2 separate regions of the Homo sapiens genome follow, and region 2 is linked to region 1. The links are chromatin loops, found by intact Hi-C in ENCODE. Cell type or tissue: heart right ventricle. All regions are shown on one strand. Links, peaks and the distances in the headings refer to the core of each region. The heading gives the core; the rest is flanking DNA.

Region 1 (11,602 bases), core at 6,112-8,611:
GTTGTTGTTGTTGTTGTTGTTTGTTTGTTTGAGATGGAGTCTCCCTCTGTCACCCAGGCTGGAGTGCGGTAGCATGATCTCAGCTCACTGCAGCCTCCGCCTCCTGGGTTCAAGCTACCCTTCTGCCCCAGCCTCCAGAGTAGCTGGGATTACAGGCGTGCGCTACCATCCCCGGCTAATTGTTTTATATTTTTTAGTACAGACAGGGTTTCACCATATTGGCCAGGCTGATCTTGAACTTCTGACCGCAAGTGATCCACCCATCTTGGCCTCTCAAAGTGCTGGGATTACAGGGATGAGCCACTGCGCCCAGTCTGATTCAGTTTTTAAAGAAGGAAGAGTTTAAAACTCTAAGGCTGAAGGATGATTTCTGAAAGAGCCAAAGGAATGAAGGGGTTATCTCATTCTGGGTTTAATGCCATCAACACAAGCAAGCAGACTACATAATTTTAATCTTATACTTTTATTAATTTTTGAGATATTTTATTATAAACTTTTTAACCCATAAATGATTCGGAACAGTGTAAAAATACTTATACTCATGACCTCTGAAGTGCACTGTAATCTCTGCACTTCAATAACACAAATGCAGTTTCTGAATTATGAGTGTAAATGTACATGGATGGAATATAAATTATTATGGGGACAAATGTGCTATCTACAAGTAGTTATGTATTTTATACAGTTAATATTAGCTAACTTGGTTTAAACATTAATTACATGTTAGGCACATACTAAGAAATTCAAGTGTATTATCTCTTAATCCTCCAAGTGTATTATCTCTTAATCCTCCATGAACCCATGAGGTAGACACAATTGTTTCTTACATTTTACAGATGAGGAAACTGAGGTTTGGAGTTTGCCCAACAAACATAGCTAGAAAGTGATAGAGCCAGCCTCGAACCCAGCCTCTCTGACACTGTCCTGTGGGATGGTGAAGAGACGGCATGGAGATATGATTAGTTGTAATATTATTACAGCAATGATTATTTTAAAAAGCAGGTGATTTGTCATTGTTTTTGACATGTCTCAAATTTTTCCTGATAAACCCTCTCATCTATGTCAGTCATAGTTCAATCAGAAGCAGACGCACTAGGAGGTAATACATGTTTTATGTATGCATGTCAAACACACAGACACACACTTATACACACATATACATATATACCTATGTGTGTGTGTGTGTGTATCTTTGTTACAGGGATTTGTACCTTACAAAGTTGTGGGTTCTTGCTAAGCAATCTCTGTAAGGACATTGTCCACAAGGCAGGCAGTGGGGAAGCAAGGACAAGATGGAGCCCACGGGCACAAGCTGGAACCCATGAGGATGGACTGAGACTCATGCCAATTCTTGCTGCCTCTGACTTTGATGGTGTGGGTGTCCTGCAGGAAAAGCTTGTGCCCTTTATCACAGAGCTGGCCCAGGAGCCAAGAGGCCAAAGCAGGACAGCAGGGGCCTGCTGTCCCACACCAGCAACAAGCAGCATATGTGTGAGCTACAAAAAAGGCTGCTGCTTCACCTCCAACCTTCACATGTCCCATAGGAGGCTCTTTTGTGGCTCACTCTAACCAGAAACATGCAGGGGAGGAAATTCTGGGAAATGTAGTTCTGTCTAGGCAAGTTGACACATTGCAAAGCTACCACACCAAAGTGCACCAAAGGTACAAAGATGGATGGGATATGGCTCCTGCCTTCAAGGGGCTAATCATCTAGGGGTGTGAAGGGAAAGAGAAACATGAATGTATAATATCAACACAAATATTATATTATAACAAGTATTATGATAAGTGCACTAAGGGTGCAACAGAAGCCCACAAAAGTGGCTCACCCTACCCAAGCTGGGATTCCAGGAGAGCTTCCTGGAGGATGTGGTGTCTAAGTGGCCTTAAAGGATGAAGTAGAAGTTGACTAAGAAAAGAAGGTTTAGTAAGGATATTAAGGTGGGTGGCGAGAGGGAATAACCATTAAGGTCTATGGCAGAGGCAGGATAGAGAGATGTATAAGCAATAAATGTGGAGGGCTGGGAGTGGAAGGAAAAGATGTTGGAGAAGTCAGTGTTGCAAACTCTAGAAAGTCTATGCATTGTACTACAGGGAGCTTGGACTTCATGTCCCAGTGATTGGTGAGCAATTCAGGAGTTAGACACATGAAAATGATATGGTCATTGAGGTAGATAGTCTCCAAGATATCACCTCACTGGCTTTCCTCTCTGTGCATGTGTACTGCTCACTGCATTAAAAGGTAGGCTTTAATTTTTCTCTTCTTGAGTTTAGGCTGGCCTAAGCAACTGCTTGGCTTAGGGAAGACAACAGAAGTGACATTCTAAGAAGAAGTCTTAAGTAGTCCTGCAGCTTCTGCCTAGTTCTCTCAGAATACTAGCTCCTGGACCATGACATCTCCTCTTAGAAGCAAACTGCCATGCGGTCAGAGTCTAAACCCCATGGAGATGCCACATGTAGGTGCTCTGGTCAGTCACCCCAGCTGAGCTCCCAGCCAAAACTATCTTGTGCATTGCTATCATGAACATCCAGCCAAGTCAGGCCTTTAGATGACTCCATTCCAAGCCACCATCTGAATGCAACTGCATGAAATACCCCAACTGAGGATTGCCCCTTAACAACCCACAGAATTGGAGATATAATCATAAATTATCTTAGACTTCCAAGTTTTCATGTGGATTGTTACACAGCAATAGATAACCCAAATTGCCATGTTTATGTTTTGGGTGTTTTAGGGGGAAGGAATGGAGGAGGGAAGACACTTTAAGTGAAGCTTACTGACTTAAAAAAAGATAAAATGAAAGTAGGAAAACTTTGTAGGAATTCATTGCTATAACCAAAAGAGAAGGTATGAGAACCTGAGCCTGAGAGTACTAGTTGGGGTGAGAAGAAAAGCTGGATTCTAGAAACAGGAAATAAAATTAATAGGCTTTATGATAAGTGAAGGGCAAAGGAGAGAGGAGGAGTCGAAAATGTTTTGTGTGTTTCCCCTGTACGACTGGGTGGAAGCTAGCTATCTCAATCACAAAGACCCAGAACACAGCAGAAGGATCAGGTGGCATAGAGGAGGGAATATTATGAGTTCTATGAGGTTTCTAAGTGTATGGTTAATTTTGTGTGTCAACTTGACTGGGCTATGGGATGCCCAGATCACTGGTAAAACTTTATTTCTGGATGTGTCTGTGCTTGTGTCTCAGAAGAGATTAGCATTTGAATCAGAAAACTGCACAAAGAAGATCCACCCTCACCAATGTGTGTGGGCATTGTCCAATTATTTGAGTACCTAATAGAACAAAAAAGCAGAAGAAGAGCAAATTCTCTCTCTCTCTCTGCTTGAGCTGAAACATTCATCTTCTCCTACCCTCAGATATCAGCACTCCTGGTTCTCAGGTTTTTGGACTTAGACTGGAACTTTTACCACTAGCCTCCTAATTTGCTGGCCTTTGGACTTAGACTGAATTACATCATTGGTTTCCCTGGTTCTCCAGTCTGCAGACAGCAGATCATCTGTTGAACTTTCAACTGCCATCAGCACATGAGCTAGTTCCTATAATAAATTTATTTTTATCGATATACCTATCTATCCTATAGGTTCTGTTTCTCCGGAAAACCCTGACTAATACAGTAGAGGATATCCAGATTGACAACTTCAGGAGAAAGTCTGATTTAGGAGTCGGAAGCCCAGATTGGAAAAACCTCTTGATAGATGTCACTCGGGAAGACCATGAAAACAGCCAAAATAATTCAAAGAGAAGATGCAAAGTGAACTGTGAAACAGACCAAAGATGAATCTCTTTGGTAAATCCCCTGCCTAAATCCCCTGCCATGGAATAGCTGCCTAAACTTGGGCAAATAACTTGACATTTCTCAGTTTCCACATTCCAAAAATGGATTTTTATGAGAATTAAATGTTATGATGCATTCCAGCTACCTGTCCTAGAACCTGGCATAAGAGCTCAGTACATGCTGGGGAGGGTTATCATCATCGTCATCATCATCTTATTAACATTCATGTTGAAGGGATGATGGGCTGCTGAGAAGTTCATGAAGAAGGTGAAAAACTATTACAGAGGTGGGAGGAAAAAGAGAGGACTATCACAGAAGCAGAAGAGCTGAGAGTATTGAGAAAGGGTGACGGGTTAGGGGGACTAGCAAGTACCCTCTGGCGTTGGCAATATTCAGTTTGTTGAAGGCCTTGATGAACTTTAATGAAGTGGTGAGAGTTAAACAAAGCTGAGATAGGATATGAATCTCAGGGAGGATATGAGGACTCATTGATTACCATTCCAAGAAACTTGTCTGAAAAGGAAAGAAGAGATGGTGGTAATCAGAGCAGAGTGGCAGGATGCAGGGAGTTTTTATTTATTTATTTGTTCTTGTTGCTGACATTGTTTTCATACTATTTTTTGTTTGTTAAAGAGGGAGAGTTGTGAGTATAAAATAACCTATAAATAGGGAAAACCAGGAACAGATTCATGTGAAAGCCCTTGACTGAGAACAGAATTAATTACCCGTGCAGAGGTAGTCTTCAAGCCTTGGCAGGTAAGCAACTGTCTGAGACACAGCTGGCTCGGGAACAGGGCCTTTCTTTGGCTGGCAGGCTTGAGGCAGCATAATTTGGAAGCGGATATGAGAAAGGGCATAATAATGTGAAATTTGACTGCCTAGTGGGGGAGAAACTTTGAATATTATGAGGCGGTTATGAAAGTATTTCCTTCTTATGGCTTCAATGGCACTGCCTCTGAGCATTAGTGTTTGTCCTCAGGAGGTAAGTGTGGGGACTGTATCAGCAGTTACTACCTAGATAAGCACGGTGTATAGGGGTAACATGGTTTATAGAGCATGCAAGCCTTCACCTCTTTGCTAGATGAGATATGGAACCTAAATTCGGAGACCACGTGACCCCTGAGGCATGGGGAGGTGGGGTCAGAAAGCGTTACTGGCCATGATCCAGACCCAGGCGTGGAGAAACGACCTACTGGGGTTTTCAGGGAGCAGGAAGGTGGGGCAGGTACAGAGTATATTCTGGGGGACAGTTTCATAAAAAGTGAGTAGATCTCCACAACTTAGTTTCTAGACTAAATGGACTAAGCATGTTCCGCCCTATTCTTCCTACTAACAATAACAAAAAGCTCTGGACAAAATTTATAAAGCAACCCACAGAAGACTCCGAAGTTGGAAAAAGAAATAAAAACTGGCGATTTCCTCCATACTCAAGGCATCATGTAGCAGGGAGTGCCTTGGGTGTTGTTTATGTGTTTGTTTTCTTTTGTTCATTAATTTTTTTCTCCCGTGTATGGCAGTGTGGGCTCTAGCAATGCCTACCACCCGGAAACACAGATGGGTACAAATTTAAAAACCCCAAGAAAACTCTTTTTAGCCAAATGACCAGTGTTTCCAGCAGAGCAAAAACATTTTGACCACATCTGCCCTTTTGTGCTGGCTAACCCCTTCCCCTGCCACCATGTGCTGCTGGGGGGACATTGTGGATGAAGCCCACTCATTTATTCCTCCTCCTGCAGTAATGTGACCATACCCTTCCCACTCCTAACTAGAGGCTGGGGGAGGACTATGTGGGGGAGAGAACTGGAGAAAGCAATTTTCTAAATTTGTGTATGAAATCCTGGTTAGAACTCTGAGTGCCCCATGCACAAAACAGACAAGAAACAACACAGCAAAAAGATTCAAGGGTCAGAAAAACTGAACACTGGTCTGAAACACTGCCCGGGTTTCAGATTGGCATCAGGGTAGCACCCAAGTGGGGCAGATTGAAATAGCACTGTAAAGGCTTTGAAAATGAAATGACTTTTGAGCCACAGCTCACAAAGTGAACCGGAACAAGCATTCTGAACTTAAACAGGTCAAGTGCCTGCTAAAATCAAAGACTGAAATGGGAACCAGAATAATATAACATACTACTGAAAATGTCTAGGATGCAATCCAAAATCTCATCACACTGAAAACCATAAAAATCTCAACTTGAAAGAGAAAAGGCAATTGTAAGCATTGAGATTACACAGATGTTGAAACTATCCAGCAAGAATCATAAAGCAGCTATTATACAAATGCCCTGATTTTAAAGCAAGTATGAATGCTCGAAACAAATGACAAAGTGGAAAGTCACAGCAGAGAAATAGAAAATGTAAGGAAGAACCAAATGGAAATTTTAAAACTGAAAAATACAATAACCAGTTTTTAAAAATTACTAGATTCAGAGGGAAAGACCAACAACTCAGAAAAAATGGGCAAAGGATATGAAGAGTTTACGGAAAAGGAAATGTAGATAACTCTTACCCATATAAAAATATGTTCAGCCTCACTCATATAAGAAAAATCAAAATTGAAATTACACTGAGACACTGCTTTTCACCTGTCAGAATGGCAAAACTCAAAGTGTGAATATACGCTATGAGAATGTGGAAAATTCTCATAGATTGCTTGTGGGCATCTAGAACAATTTGGTTGAATCACTAAAATCCACATGCCATTTGGCCCTGCAATTCTACTTTTAGAAATTTATCATATAGGAAACCTGCATATGAGTGAAATGACATACGTGGAGTGTTACTCCTGGCTGCATTGTTGGTAATCACAAAGAACACTAGAAAAAACTTAATGTCCATCAATAAGATGCTGATTAAATTAATTATTATACGTCATACAATGGAAAGTTAGAAAACCGTAAAAAAATGAAACCCTCTCTATAACCTGCTACCATATAATAAATAAAAGGACAGGCAATGATCTATATGTGTCTGTTTGGATATGCATTAAGAAACTTCAAAGGACAGGTAACAAAAAGTGGCTGCCCAGAGGAGAAGTGAGGGATGGGAGGGAGTCTGGACTGTAGGCCTAATAAAACCCCCAGATAAATAAAAACAAACCTACAAAGCACAGAAATAATCCTTAATGTCCAATCCCAGGGCTTTATCATAGTGGTCCCTTTATGTTTGGATGAGGTAAACCTATCCAATGTTTCAATTAACTTGGCTTATTATTAAGTCAATAATATTAAGGAACTTAATATTAGCAGGGATACTCTTTCATCTCAGGCATGTTAGATGCCTTCCATGATCTCCACGAGGAGGAAGAGCCCCTGAATCACCAGGGACACTGGTGAGGATGAAAGCATTTTGTTATGGATCCTTTTTCTTGGTGGCCTGAGCTGCTGGGGGCTTGAAGCCTGCCTCCCTCCCTGCAGGACACCCCACCCGACTGCTTTCTGCTCATCACACAGGGTGCCCTTGCATGATCACTATCCGCCCACTCCTAGGTGTCTGGTTCTGTGTGTGTGGTTTCCTACAGAACCAGACAGAAAAGTGAGTTCTGTTTTCTTCTCATCTTCCAGGCACCCAAAGCAAAACTTCACAAGCCCAGCCCTGAGCACCTGTCACATTGGAAGTGCTTCCTTCTCTGGTTCAGGAATTTGGTTTTGATTTTTGTTGGGGTTGCTCGGCCCCTATTGAAGGACAGAGTTTGAGGCTGGGGGTCTCTCCTTAGGCTTTTCCTGACCCTATGAAACAACCACAAACACCATCACTTTCCATAAGAGGATCAAGTTGCTTTTCTGAAATCACAAGGAGTCACTGATCTGCGCTGGCTTTCTCACGAGGGCACATGTGGCTGGGGCACAGCTGTTCCCATCTGTTACTTGGGCTGACACACAAGGACAGCTGTGAAGGGAGCGTGTCTCCTCCCCATCTCTGTTACAATGAGGCCTTGGTTTAGCCCAACTTCTGAATCCAGGTTATACTCCCTAATTGGCATACAAAAGCCCCAGGAATAAGGCAGAGAAGACTGGACCTTGCAAAGCTCGGCTCCAGTCATTTAAAATGAAATCAATCTCACTTCTCTCCTTTTCCCTCAGTGTCCTAAAATAATATTTGAAGTTCTGTTTAGTCTCTTTGGAGAACTGCCAGTGACTTCGAGGCATGTAGTGAAGCTGTATTTCAAGAGATGATTACACCCAGGACTTTGGAAAAGTGATTCTCACTTAGGAATAACATATGATACAGATTTAATAATCTGCCATAATACCTGTCTCCCCACTTTTTTTGTCTCAACCAAATAAGAGTAAAAAACTGATAGTGGCAAAAGGAACCTCTCTTCCATGGAAGTGATTGTTAAAGTGTTTTTTTTAATTGAATGAACTATTATCATGGCGAGTTTTGAAAGGAACCACATGCACAAGTTCTTAGATTTTCTGCTTTTGCCATTAACTATAGTAAATGTTTTCAAAAAATCTCTTTCCATCTTTTGCTAGTTGAAAAAAAAGAAAAAAATATTCTTACTGCATTGAAGTTATGAGTGAAATGAACAGTTTTTGAGAAAGAACAACAAAAAGCCCACTTGCCTGTTTTCTCCATTGTAACTACAATTATGTAATTAATTGTCAAGCTTGGTGACTCCCTTTCACAATCTGGAGAAGTGACACTCACTCTTTTTGAAAGATATGACAAACATATCTTTAATTACATAATCATTATATAGGGGCATCCTTATCAAATATTAATGAAATATAGAAAAACCCACGGTCATGTTGGACTGACTCTCCTGTAAACTAAGGATGACTGTGTTAATTCATTCTTGCATTGCTATAGAGAACTATCTGAGATTGGGTAATTTATAAAGAAAAGAGATTTAATTGGCTCATGGTTCTGCAGGCCGTACAGGAAGCATAGCTGGGGAGGCCTCAGGAAACTTACAATCATGGTGGAAGGTGAAGGAGAAGCAGGCATGTGTTACATGGCCAGGAGAAGGGGAAGAGAGAGAAGGGGGAGGTGCTACACACTTTGAAACAACCAGATCTCAAGAGAACTCACTATCATGAGAACTGCAAGGGGGAAATCCACCCCCATGATCCCATCACCTCCCAGCCAGCCCCTCCTCCAACATTGGGGATTACAATTCAACCTGAGATTCAGGTGAGGACACAAATCTAAACCATATCGGTGGCATATCCTTCCAGACCCTTTTAATGCATATGTACACATATTTATATTTACATTCAAATATATATGTAGATACAAATATTCATATGTAGATACAACTATGAATATAGAAATATATAATGTCAAGATCGTCTTTTACATACATAGAATCATGTTGTACACATTATTCCACAACTTGATTTTTAACTTAATATCCTGGTGATGTTTCTGTATCAGTACGTGTAAATTTACCTGACTACTGTGAAATATTCCATCCCTTCTATATGCCACAATTTATTAAACATTTTCCCTATATATTTAGATGGTTTCCAATATTTTTCCTATTAAAAATGATATTTCGATAGACATTCTTGCACAAAGTTCCTCAGGCACATGAGTATTTTCCTATAGTACACATCTAGACATGGAATTGTTAGGTCAAACGATCTGCATATTTTTGTTTTAAAAGATGTTGCTAAACAGTAGTTGTTATGGCTAAATATGGTGACAAACTCTATATTAGCTTAAATAATCCTCGTAATCTATGATGAGGCACTATTATTACCCCTAATTTGAAGTTGAGAAAACTGAGGTGCAGAGAGGTCCAGTAACTTGTTCAAGGTCACACAGCAGGTAACAGTGGAACCAGAATTCAACTCCTGGTATCTAGCTCCAGAATCTATGCTCTTAGCCTAACAGTTGGATGCCTCTCTCTAAAATGCAACTGTACAGATATATTATGTGCATTATAAACTATATACAAAAATTGAAATTAAAAGGGAGGCTATAAATTAGGTAACATTTTATAATACTTATTAACACTCAAAAGTTTTTCTTTCAATAAAACTATTCTTAATAGTAATATTTTAGTGAGAATAAAATAATTGAATATGTTCCCCTTTTTTAAAAAAATTGACTCTACCCTTTTTGATACAGCCATTGGAAACTTTGGTTCTAAGTTCAATTTATTGTCTGTCATAGCTGAAAATATTGCTGGGCAAAGGTAAACTCTAAGGGAAGAAGTACATCATTGGCTGTACTGTCTAAATCATAACATTCATTTTTAATCTCATTCACAAATTAAACAAAGTATTTTCCAAAAGTTTGGCTGGAAATGTTCTTTTTCCCATTTATCAATATATTTTCCTTAGAAAGTAATTAGGGCTAGGCAGGGTGGTTCATGCCTGTAATCTCAGCATTTTGAGAGGTTAAAGCAGGAGGATCGTTTGAGCTCAGGAGTTTGAGACCTTGTCTCTACAAAAAAATTTAAAAATCAGTCCACTGTGATGGTGCACACCTGTTGTTCCAGCTACTCAGGAGGCTGAAGCAGGAAGATTGCCTGAGCCCAGGAGATCAAGGCTGTAGCGAGCTATGATCACACCACCGCACTCCAGCAGAGTGGAGTGCGTGGCAGAGTGAGACTCTTTCTCTCTCAAAAAAAAAGTAATCAGAACATGTCACATTTTTTGTATTTTTAACAAATTAGATTTCAAAGTTTGGTAGCATGTTCTCAGTATGGCTGCCATTATCTCTTTCCTATATATGCACACCACTCCCCTGTTGAGATAAGAACTTTGTTCTTCCATTCGCTGGAATCTTGGCTGGTTAGTGACTGCTTTAGCCACAGAATATCGTAAAAATGATACTGCATGGCTTCTGAGACTTGATCATCAGAAGCCTTTGGCTTTTGTCTATATGTTAGTGTTCTACAGAGAAACAGACCCAATAGGATGTACAGTCATCCCTTGGTATCTGCCAGGGATTGGTTCCAGGACCCCCACAGATACCCAAATCAGTTGATGTTCAAGTCCTTTATATAAAATGGTGTAGTATTTGCATATAACCCATACGCATCCTTCTGTATACTTTAAATCATCTCTAGATAACTGATAACTAATATAATGTAATGTGATATAAATTGCTTGGGCTTTCTATAATAATATGTATTACAAAATACAGAGAAAGAGGGAAAGAGATGACTGACCAGGCCCCAGCTGCTCCAGTCATCTTAGTCCAGATACCAGACATAGAGTGAAGAGATTGTTGGATAACTTCAATCTCACTCACCATCTGACTGCGGCTGTAGAAGAGATCCCCAAATGAGAACCATCTAGACAACCTTGTCTATACGCAAAACTGTGAAAGATAAAAAGTTATTTTAAGCCACTTAGTTTTGGAGTGGTTTCTTATGTAGTGATAGTTATCTAGAACAGAATTTTACTGAAATACCACACTTGGGAGACTTTTCAACAGGTTAGAAAAGTTAATCTCATGTTTTTATTGAAGTGTGCAGATACAAGTATTTTGTATGAGTATACTCATAAAATTTTTGCAGAATCATGATAATGAAAAACATTTTCAAGCTTTCATTCCCAAAATGCTTTTTTTGTGGGCAAAAGTCTCTATTTAAAAAGCATTCTTTAAATTACTTATTTTTTAATTTTATTTCCATAGGTTTTGGGGGAATAGGTGGTGTTTGGTTACATGAGTAAGTTCTTTACTGGTGATTTGTGAGATTTTGGTGCACCCGTCACCCAAGCAGTATGCCCTATACTCAGTTTGTAGTCTTTTATCCCTCACCCTCCTCCAACTCTTTGCCTGGAGTCCCCAGAGTCCGCCGTATCATTCTTATGCCTTTGCATCCCATAGCTTAGCTCCCACTTATGAGTGAG
Region 2 (11,602 bases), core at 3,795-6,294, 64 kb after region 1:
GGGAGAATGGGAAGTTCACGATGAATGGGATCAGAGTTTCAGTTTGAGATGATAGGAAAGTTCTGGAGCTGGATCACGGTGAATGTGAATGTAGTAAATGTCACTGAATTGTATATCTAAAAGGGTCAAAATGGTAAATTTTATACAGTGTATATTTTATCAAAAAAAAAAAACACAACAAAAACTGCATGGGGTTTTGAGATGATTACCTTACCATATGAGGTCAGGTTTATCATCTAAAATGAATTTTCATGAAAAAAACACAATATTAATAACAGGTGATTTGATTCTTTGATTCTTCAAAAAAAATTAAAAAGCTCCTGTGCTTCTGGAGCTTACAGACCATGGAAGCAGACAGCCAGCCACAATATCCTTTCACAAATAAGTGTGGCGTCACAACTGTAGTGAGCAAAGGGAAGACAATAGTGTCCAGAGAAGGTACTGGAGGGTGGAGGTGGTTTGACCCAGTGAGGTGAAGGCCCAGGAAAGGCTCTTCTGCAACAGAAACAAAGTTGCTGAAGGCACAAAGGATGAGAAGGTGAGACAGGGCAAAAGGCAGAAGGACACTTCAGGCCCTGGGACCAATGACTCAGGGCTACTATCAAAGCTGGCCGTGATGATGAAGGCGGCACACACAGGTGTATTAGGAAAAGACACTCCACACAGAAAACTGTCACAGATGCAGTGCGGTGTATTTGATCTTGTCAACCTCCCAAGGAACTTCCATGGTGTCCCACCATGACAGAACTGATCATTCTTTTCAGACAGCTAAGCTGGACAAAATATTTAATGCTTCTTCAAAGCAGGATGTGAGGATCTTGCTGAATTGCCAAAATTGCTCTACCTTTCCAAACAATTTTTAAATGACAAATAGGTGAGACAAGTAGGCATAAGAAAAACACTAAGAATTTGTTAATATTCTAACTGTGTTGTTGAAAGATGCAAAAAAAAAAAACAGTAAATTTAAGGGGACAGAAGAGGAGTATTTATATTTTTAATGGTTTTTAAATCAGTCAAGGAAACTGACATAAAAATTTCGATTTTACAGTACTATGTCCATACAATTATAAATAATGTTGTCTCTATTATGTTGGATATGGAGGATAATTGTACAGTTCTGTAGCAAAATATATACCTTTGTAATGTTCATACACAAATATATTGTGTTTTTAATGAAGACCAAAAATACTATAGGTTTCTGTTAGCTCAAACTATTTTATAATCTAGAAAATTAACAGAAGTTTTTTATATTGACAAATTTCCATTTAGAATATACATATTTTTACTTTCATTTTAGGTTCAGGGACACATGTGCAGATTTATTATATAGGTCAATGTGTGTTGCGGGGCTTCAGTGCACAGATTATTTCATCATCCAGGTAATAAGCAGAGTACCCAATAGGTAGTTTTTCAATCCTCACCCTCTACCCTCAAGTAGGCTCCAGTGTCTCTTGTTCCTTTCTTTGTGTCCATATGTAGAGTATACATTTTTTAAAGCATACAGAAGCATTCCGATAGATAATTTCCAGGTAAAATACTTCAAAATTCCCAGCTTCCACAAACCTTACTTTGAAAATAATCCACCATTCCTGAAAGTATTTAAAGCACTAAATTGAATAGAATCATGTTAGCAGCATTTGTCTTAGTTCTTGTCCAAGCCAAATGTCTTTCACTAAATCCTAGACTCAAAGAGCAACTCTCATTAAACATTAAAGACTGTGACATGTGGCATAGGGGAGTAAAAGGACCCTTTTAATTACCTTTCCAGTTTGCAAATTATTTTAAATGCATTACTCAATGAAACTAGATATTAAAAGGTCTGCTTTTTCTGTCAGTGCCCCATAATTTTGAACTATTCATTTTATTTGCGTGGGTAGTATGTCATGCACTACATTTCAAGCTGGATTTGGGAACCCATTCCATCATGCATGCATATGGAAGGTTCAGAGAAAGATCTGAAATGAAATGGAGATCACATTTCTCCCAGCCACACTGGCTATACATGAAGCCAGTTAAAACTCTGTCATACCCCTGGGTACAGTTTGGCTTATTCATTATTTTTCATTTATAAGGCAAACCTGCTGCTTGAAAAAAGTCTCAAGGTTAATTACAACATTTCTCTTTTGACACAAACAACTCGATTGCAAATCTGATTTGATGGGTATGTCTTTTGTTGTAAGATGGGACTCAGGAAAAAGACACAGTTTGTATGCAAGAGTCTATACCTGCGGTGGGTTTGTCCTTCCAGTTCTAGTCAGAGTGAAATCTCCAGGAGGGTCTCTACCCAGGTCACCCAATCGCAGTAGCTCCAGACCCTTGCTGCTCCTCAGTCGGATAGTTTCTTATCTGTTTGCTACCTAAAGCACCGAAACACAGAAGGGTACTGTATTCCTTTGCTAAAGCTGCCATGACAAAGCTCTAGATAAACTGCGGGATTTAAACAATAGAAATGCATTCATTGCCTTTCAGTGCGGGAGGCTCAAAGTCTAAGATTAAGATATTGGCAGGGTTGGTTTCTTTTGAGGGTGGTGTGGGAAGGATCCGTCCCCTGCCTCTCTCAAAGATTCTAGCAGTTTGCTGGCAATTTTTGGTGTTCCTTGGCTTTAAAGAATCACCCCAGTGAGGCATAGTGGCTCATGCCTGTAACAACAGCACTTTGGGAGGCCGAGGCAGGAGGATCACTTGAGCTCAGGAGTTCAAGTCCAGCCTGGGCAACATAGGAAGACCTTATCCAAAAAAAAAAAAAAAAAATTAGCCAGGCATGGTGGCATGCACCTGTAGACTCAGTTACTTGGGATGCTGAGGCAGGAGGATCACTTCAGCCTAAGAGGTCAAGGCTGCAGTTAGCAGTGATTGTGCCACTGCACTCCAGACTGGGTGACAGAGAGAGACCCCATTCCTGTGTGTGTGTCTCTCCATCCGAATTTTCCCAGATAAGGACAGCAGTCATTACTGGATTAGAGGCCTGCTCTACTCCAGCATGACTGCATCTTAACCTAATTAATTACATCTTCAAAGGTGCTATTCCCAAATAAGGTCACATTCTAAAGTACTGGAGGCTAAGACTTCAACATATGAGTTTGGAGGAGGGGACACAATTCAACTCACACCAGGTACCATATATTTTCTATGGATACATAAACTGTAGGTGAATATATAAAACTTCTGGAATGATATATGCTCAACTGTTGACATTGCTTGCCTCTTAGAATGAGTGTGCAGTAGACTAGGGTAGGGGTGGAAGCAGACGGAATTTAACTGCACCTGTAAAAATCTTCATCTTTTAAAAGGAGGCGACAATTGTGCATTGCTTATTTAAGTAAAACTTTACCTAAGTAAATTGAGGTTTTGCAGTGATTCCCAATAGAAACACTACCAATTGCCAAGATACATTTTCTAAACTTGCGGGAGGGTTTGTTGGTTGAGGCAATGCTTTGGGGCATGGCTATCAGTGAATGGGTAGAAAATGGGGTGCTGGATGTCCTGAAAATGCAGGGACACTTGCCCACATGAGAGAATCGTTCTGTGTCCTGCTACACATTTACATATAAAAACAAATGGGCTGGGTTGGCATGATTTTAATATATATTGGATTTTTCAGGAATGCAACCTTTGTGTCTATAAGTTATGGGAAGATTGTACTTTATTTGGGTCAGAACTTTCCTGTGAGTTTTCACCTTACTGGAAAATTATGTCACCAACAGCAGCACCCCTCTCCATATTTGAGCCACCCATCGAACATGCTAAAGGCCTTTGGTGGGCTGCATTTGCAGCTGTCACATTTCTGACAATTTTCCACAGAGGTGCAGCAACCAATCACTTAATTCTGTCATGCCGAGTCTTCATGTCCTGAAACATGTATTATTATGTTATAAACTTCTATTTTAATTGTATTTTTCTTTTACATCAAAGTTGGGGCTCTAAATGAATTTTTAAAATACATGTGCAAGTAGATTACATCACTTACAAATTTCATTTCAGGGCAGTAAAGGGGATTTTATAAAATATTTCTTATGAAAAGGGAGAATTTATTCTCATAATACTGACCACTAACAGGTGCCTCTGATCATCCAAGGAAGAAATGCAGAAGATCCAAGCTAAAGCTTTGGCAATGGAGGAAAGAAACTGTATTCAAGAGATACTTTAGAAGTAAAAATCAAAAGGCTGTGATTAAGAAGGGACTGTCAAAATGCCCCTGAGATTTTTAACCTATGAGACGAGGAGGATCGTGGAACCTTTAACTGAAACATGCAAATATGAGGAAGAGAATGCCAGAGTCAGCAAGGGACCGCTCAGTAAGGCACCCATGAGGCAACGGGGCGATGTCCACAAGATATTAAATGACAGATACACGGGTTTAGTGATCAAGAGATCTCGGGCTGGGGGGGAACTGCCAATCACTGTGGGAGGCTTGGAAATGGGGAGTGTGTCGAAGAAGATGGGGAAAGCCAAGAACAAAACCTGTGGAACACCCCGAAGGGCACACAGCAATGAGGAAGGGCACGGAGCAGACCTCTCACTTTTCCATTTTATCTCCCTGTGGGGCTGGAAGCATCTCAAAATAAAAAGCAAAAAACAAATAAACAACAACATCCAAATGTTGTGACTTCAATTGCCTTGGTATTCCCCACGTTGCCCAGCAGGGCCCTGGGTTCCCTGTCAGCCTTTAACAACACTGGTCAGCTGGTATCCCACAGCCCTTTTCCTTCCTGGAACCTTCAGGAAAGGGAAAGAACATTCCTGCTGTCACTGGGCTTTGCCAAGCAGAGATGTCTTCTAGTCTGTGGGAAGATTTCTCCTGAAACTCAGGGAGTGTTCAAGGCTCAGAGTTCACTGGCAGGCAGAGAGGAAATCATCTTCACCTGACCAGAGTTAGGGCTGTGCTAAGCAGTGGCTATCACACTCAGAAAATGCATTTGCAAAGTAGGGAACTGGTGACGTGTCACTTGTGAGATAGGCCATCTTCCTCTGTATTGGATAAACCATAGCTAAATTTAACAGCAGAGGAAGTGCCATTTCCAAAGACCTCATTCAGCCAGAATCCAGGAGAAACGCCACACACATTCTCCCAAAGCCCAGACTCCGTACCCCAGGGACCCTCCCTCTCCTGAGTGTGACGTTGCAACCTCAGGGACGCTCCCTCTGGCTTCCTCCCACATCCCACTGCCTGACAGAACGTACAACATGGAATAGATCTGTCACCAAGGGCACATACCTGTGGTCACATAAACACATAAACACTTTCACTAGCAGCCACGTTCTCAAGCGCTGGCTCTGACAGGCAGCCACCAGGCAGCCAGGGGAGACACCAATGAAAATCCACTGTGGCGCTGCCTCCACTGTCCACTCCAGCAGGAAAGGGGTTCCAGATGTGTCCTCTGCTGAACCTGTAACAAAGTCAGACTGTCATAAATCGGACCCCAAGCACAGGTCGCCTGCCTTCACAATCTCTCTGGACACTGTAAAAAGGCTCTGCATGGCTATGTACAGTTTCAGCACAAAGGTGACAATTTATTTTGAGTTTACAGGTCCTGTTTTCGTTTTGTTGCTTGGAAATAACGTTGCCTCTGTGTGTGTGTGTGTGCATGCACATGCATGTGCATGCATACATAAAGGGACAGGGTAACAAAAGACATAAGGGAATAGAACAGGTAATTTTGTTTTTGTTACAGAAAGGTTTCTGGTATTTTGGACAAACTATAATGATAATGGCATCCTACATCAACCCAGGAAATTCAGTAAACGTCAAAGACCAATATCCTATCCTTATTTAATCTTTATTGTAAGTAAATATCTCAGAAATGTGAGAACACACCTGGCACAGTCGCTCATACCTGTAATCCCAGCACTTTGGAAGGCCAAGGAGGTGGTGGGTGGATCACCTGAGGTCAGGAGTTTGAGACCAGCCTAACCAATATAATGAAACCCTGTCTCTACTAAAAATGTAGAAAATTAGCTGGGCATGGTGGCACATGCCTATAATCCCAGCTACTTTGGAGGCTGAGGCAGGAGAATTGCTTGAAACTGGAAGGTGGAGGTTGCAGTGAGCAGAGATCGCACAATTGCACTCCAGTCTGGACAACAAGAGTGAAACTCTGTCTCAAAAAAAAAAAGAAAACAAAAGAAAAAGAAATAAAGAAATGTGAGAACAGGGGACATTACTCAATATTGTTTTAGATTTATATTAATAAGTATTCAACTGGAATAGCTTTAATTCTAAATTTCCAAGTTTTATGAGTTTTTAACCTTTGAAATCTCTATACTTTGATAGCTTTATCTCTCCTTTGTTCACTGGGATAATGGCTTAAAAATCTCACTTGAAAGTAGAATTTAAATGGTAAAATATCATGACAACCTGAGAAAGGAAAACAATAAATAATGTCTGGAATTCTCCATAAATACGCAGCTTTAGCTGGGGGCTCTGAACCTAAACATCTCTGCTCAGAATTGATCATTCTCCAGAATTATTGCAAAGTAAGCAGAAGGCTTTAAATCAGTCCCTCCACCGAGCAGCAGTTGAGGAGCCCCTAGATCCTGAGAGAGGTTACCCTGGTCATTTACAATCTCTTCAGAGCCACTGAAGAATATAAGAAGAGTCATTCTCGGCTGAGTGATCTTGAGGAGGATACTTAACCCTCAGGTCCTCAGTTACTTCCTTTGTAAAGTGGAAGATTAGACCAGACCCTTACAGCTCAGATTTTCAGTTTAATTTTTAAAGACCTAAGCCAGATTAAAATTCATCACTCAATTTGTAGGCTTTGGGGTCTCTACACTAGTTTATAATCCTAAAGACATTGACACCTTCTGTAGGATCAGGCCATTTGCCCTGTGCCACCGGCTTGTAATACCTACCCCAGTGCCTCAAAGGGGATACTCAAAAGAAAAAGATCCTTATATTCTGGGAGAGTGAGATGCACCAACTAAAATAGGGAGTATGAGCTGTTCCAGACATTTCCACTCACCTTCTGCCTGCCAGTGTTGTCTACCAAGAATTCCCCATAATTCAACTGCAAAAGGCATTGTCTTAGTCCAGTTTGCATTGCTATATAGGAATATCTCAGACTGGGTAATTTATAAAGAAAAGAAACATTTGGATCACAGTTCTGCAGCCCGTACAAGAAGCATGGCACCAGCATCTACTTCTGGTGAAGCCTCAGGAAGCTTACAGTCATGGTGGAAAATGAAGAGGCAGCAGGCTTACATGGCAAATGAAGGGTAAGAGAGAGAGAGAATGAGGTGCCAGGCTCTTTCAAACAACCAGTTCTCACATGAGCTAATAGAGCAAAAACTTACTCATTACCATGAGGATAGCACCAAGACATTCATTAGCGAATTGCCCCCATGATCCAAACACCTCCTGCTAGGCCCACCTCCAGTGGTAGAGGTTACATTTCAACATGAGATTTGGAGGGGGCAAAACATCCAAACCATATCAAGCATCCGTGTTCCCTTTGGTCAGAGAAGAGAGATTTGCTCACAGTTGTTAATTGTATGTTTTACTCTAGACATAACGTTTCTCCCTAAAGACTGAACTTAATTTTAAGTTTGCTTGGTCCACCAGTAGATTTTCCTATGTGCTAGCCTTATCCTTTAAGCTTAGAGAAGAATTTCATCATTGCATTAAACATTGTGATCCAATTAATCTAAACAGTGAACATCAAATCATACTAAAAATGTACCCATTAGTCAAACATATGATCATTTCTTTTTAAAAACAATTGCTTTAATTACACAGTTAACTATGAGCTCATTTCTGATTGTAAGAAATTGAAGTAATGTAGATTCAAGTAAAGTCACTCTAAAAATATTCCCTCCGGCCCCATTCTTTTACTAGGTATAATACCTGTAATGAATTTAGTGTGTATCCACTCAACCCTTTTTGTATGTATGATGAAAATACATAAATAAAAAATTTGTGTCAAGTCTGTATTTTTACATAAGTAGAATAATCTTTTACTTTGTGAATGCTTTTAATTAACAAGAAGTCTTTAGATATTTCCATCAGTGTAGATATAGATTTCTTGCATTGAAATATTGTTGCATAATATTCCATAATATGGATTGTGAAAGTTTTAATTATTGCCCTACTAGTGGAAATTCAGAGGTTTTTGAAAAAAATTATTCTATAAAATACCACAGGGAACAGTTTTTTGCATGCCTTCTTGCACACATGTGGCTGTGTTTCTTTTGGGTAGATACCAAGAAGTGAGATTGTTGGCTCAAAGAATATGTGCAATTTTAAAAGGTTTGGCAAAATGCCCTACAAAAAAAGGCAAGAAAGAGTTAAACCCTGACCAGAAATTTAATTTAGAGAAGAGAGTTACTTTTTTTCTATGCCCTTATCAATACGTAATGTTATTTAATTTTGGAGTATTTCCCAATCTAAGAGATGGAAAATCAAAGCTCATCTTAATTTGCATTTCCTTGATTACTAGTGAAGTTGTGCATTTTTAAATACATTTATTTGTTATTTCCAGTTCATCTTCTGTGCGTTATCTATTCATATCTTTTTTCCTGATAGACTTTTTCTTATCAAACTATAGACATTCTTCATATGTTGTTATATTCATCTTTTTCTACTACATATATTAAAACTAGTTTCTCCCAGTTTGATGACAGTTATTTGACTTTTTCTATGGGATCTTTAGCTAAAGAAGATTTTTCTTCTCTTCTTTAAATTTTCTGTATATGAAGCTCCAGACGCACAGATACATTTGCGTAAATCTTAGCCCATAGGTCCACTGGCCCTCCCTTATCTGTGGTTTCCTGTTCCAAGGTTTCACTTACTCTTGGCCAACCATGATCCAAAAATATGAAAACATTTTTAGAGAGAGAGAAAGAGACCACATTCACATAACTTTTATTACAGTCTCTTGTTAAAATTGTTCTATTTTATTATTAGTTATTGTTGCTAATCTTTTACTGTGCCTAATTTATAAATTAAACTTTTTCCGAGGTGTGTATGTATAGGAAAAAACAGAGTACTGTATTTATAAGGTTCCATTCTATTGGAAGTTTCAGGTATCCATTGGGGGTCTTGGAACGTATCTCTCGCAGATAAGAAGGAACTATTTTACTTTTTGAAGTTGAGCCCTTTTTAATTTGTCCTTTCTTTCATTTGTCTCAGTTCTTTCTCTTTTGCTGACTTTGGCTCACATTAGTCTCCTGCCCTCCCTACCTCCTCTCCAGCTATATGGAAAGTAAAAGGAAAACCACGGAAAAATTGAAAAAGTAAAAATGGAAAAACAAATACCAGGTAAATACTACCAACTCAGAGAAAGTTGTTACAGATACATTACTATCAGACAACATCAAATTTAAATGTAAAGTATTATTAGGAATAATGGGGTCACCACATAATGATAACTGATTCAATTCACCAAAAAGGCATTCTAAACTTTATGCACCCACTAACGAAGCCTTATAATACACAGAGCAAAATCTTACCAGACTTATGGTTTGGATCTGTGTCTCACACCAACCCTCATGTTGAATAGTAGTCCCCAGCATTGGAGGTGGCACCTGGTGGGAGGTGACTGGATCATGGAGGCTGAGTTCTCATGAGTAGGTTAACAGTATCCCCTTGGTGCTATTATCATGATAGTGAGTGCATGAATTCTCATGAGATCTGGTTGTTTAAAAGTGTGTAGCGCCTCCCCTCTCTCTTGCTTCTGCCCCTGTCATGTAATATGCCTGCTCCCACCTTGCCTTCCCTCCATGAGTAAAAAGCTCCCTGAGGCCTCCCCAGAAGCAGATGCTACCATGCTTCCTGTACAGCCTGTGAACTGTGAGCCAATTAAAGATCTTTCTTTATAAATTACCCAGTCTCAGGTATTTCTTTATAGCAAATGTGAGAACGAACTAATACAACAGATTAAAAAGAAAAATTGCCTTCTCCAGAAAATTGTCTTTTCTACTGTTTTCCTCACTACAGAGTTGATTTTCATAACACTAGCAAAATAGAGTGAGAATGAGGTTTAAGATATGTGAGAAGAAGAACAGGTACCTAAAAATATATTTTACTAATAAGATAAATTATATCCATTTTTCTTGAAAAACAATGTCAATCAAGAGGATCAAAAAAGATCATTTTGTTTATGAAAGAATAAGAGAAATAAAAGTAGATTTAGAGGGAAGATGCTTGAAGGAAGTAAGAAACCAAACTTTCAAGGAAAATTCCTGAAGATTTTTTTGCTGGGTTTGGCAGTTTGTATGTGTTTTGCATTTTAATTACAAAGTAAAGTGTTTTCAACACTTGGTTAGGGAATCATTCATAATTGGGACCTTCCTGACCACAGTCAGCAAACCTTCATTCACCTCCAGGAGGTTTGGCAAATCAGAACAGGGTCTATCTGCCAGGGCGCTGTGGTCCTCGTCAAATACAGCAGCCTCACTATTGGCACAGTGGCACACTTTTGCTTAAGAGGTGGCCTCAGCTACCAGAGGCTGAGACTAAAATATCTCTCAGGCTGGTGGGAAAGCGGGTAAGTTCATAGCACAGACACTGGCCTGTGTGGAAAGTGTTCACTTGGAGCAAGTCTGGATGAGGCTTGTGGAAAGAAGAGAAGTTTATGTGATCCCACATCACAAGCAGAAAAACTGCTGTTAAACATTCAGCTAGTGACTCTCATACCTTTCCCACTGTGAAATGTGGGGTCAAAAGTATATATGCCGCTGAAGATTACTCTGCACAAAGATTTATGCAAAAGAGAAAGGAATGTATGTATTTAAAATAAAAAGAACCAAGAGCTTGTTTGCAAATGCTTTTACCAATAAGTGTTAGTCATGTACAAAAGTATAGTTTTCAAAATAAAATATTTTTACCACTGACACCTCTATCCCCCAAAATGTGGGTGCTAATAACTCCTTATTATATTGTTTCTCACTCTACTGTTATTGATGAGTAAAGTTTCATAAACCAGAAATATAGGAAAAGTCAGTAAAAATTGGAGAAAGGAGAGAAATATGTAAGTACATGAAGATCACCAGGCTGCAAGTTGGAGACTTTCATCCTCAAGAGCTTTTAGGTGACACATAACACATCTTTAGAAGGCCATAGTCAGACAAATTGTTAGGCATATCATACAGATCTTTAGTAAGGATCACCTTTCCAGAACCTTTTAGAGAGCTTCTAATCTTCCTTAATGCTTTGAGTTCACTTGCTGATTCCCATTAAGACATCTCAGAATCTTTGCTGGCGAGAGTTTCAGCATATAATATCATGAAGAACCAAGAAATAGACTTTGAAAAGAAAAACCTGCACTCTGGAAAATCATTATTTGGTATAAGGAAGAGTGTGGTGAAATGAGGGCCAGGGCATTTGGCTGTTAACCCCGGCCGCTTCCAGGGTTGGGACTTCTGGTATTTCCTGGGCCTTAGCGGGCCTCTGCTGCACTGTCAGAATAATGAGGCTTCTGTTCCAAATTTGAAACACTATGAGTCTCATCAGCCTCATCCTTGCCTCCTGCCATCTTCTCTTGAAGGTTGGGGTCAATGACTTCAGAGAAGATTGGTCCTTGTCTCTAGGCAAGGGCAATTTAAATATCCCCAAACTTAGGTTGCCCTCGCTGCTATGTACTTCTGGTTTTTGAATCCAGCTCTG

The links. Hi-C counts contacts between places; a loop is a spot of excess contacts. Peaks named below come from ENCODE experiments on the same cell type or tissue, not always from the same donor. Only the 100,000 strongest peaks of a DNase experiment are listed, where the experiment ranks them.
Region 2: it touches region 1 in a loop (4-fold over the local background); 2 of 110 quality-filtered maps call a loop at or near these places.

The regions. Positions count from the first base shown.
Region 1 is chr9:87,152,982-87,164,583 of GRCh38, forward strand. LINC02872 (long intergenic non-protein coding RNA 2872) reads left to right here. Exons shown (of 2, transcript NR_161226.1): 2 at 3,592-6,745. Among named protein-coding and RNA genes, the nearest start is that of LINC02872, 10 kb to the left of the region's middle. In heart right ventricle, for the core only: no CTCF peak of the experiment used is centred there; a DNase peak (open chromatin) is centred at 7,640; H3K27ac peaks cover 1,394 bases.
Region 2 is chr9:87,218,891-87,230,492 of GRCh38, forward strand. It overlaps LOC105376126 (a long non-coding RNA gene), which reads right to left. Exons shown (of 15, transcript XR_007061642.1): 11 at 5,216-5,387; 12 at 2,226-2,357. Among named protein-coding and RNA genes, the nearest start is that of LINC02872, 76 kb to the left of the region's middle. In heart right ventricle, for the core only: no CTCF peak of the experiment used is centred there; a DNase peak (open chromatin) is centred at 5,228.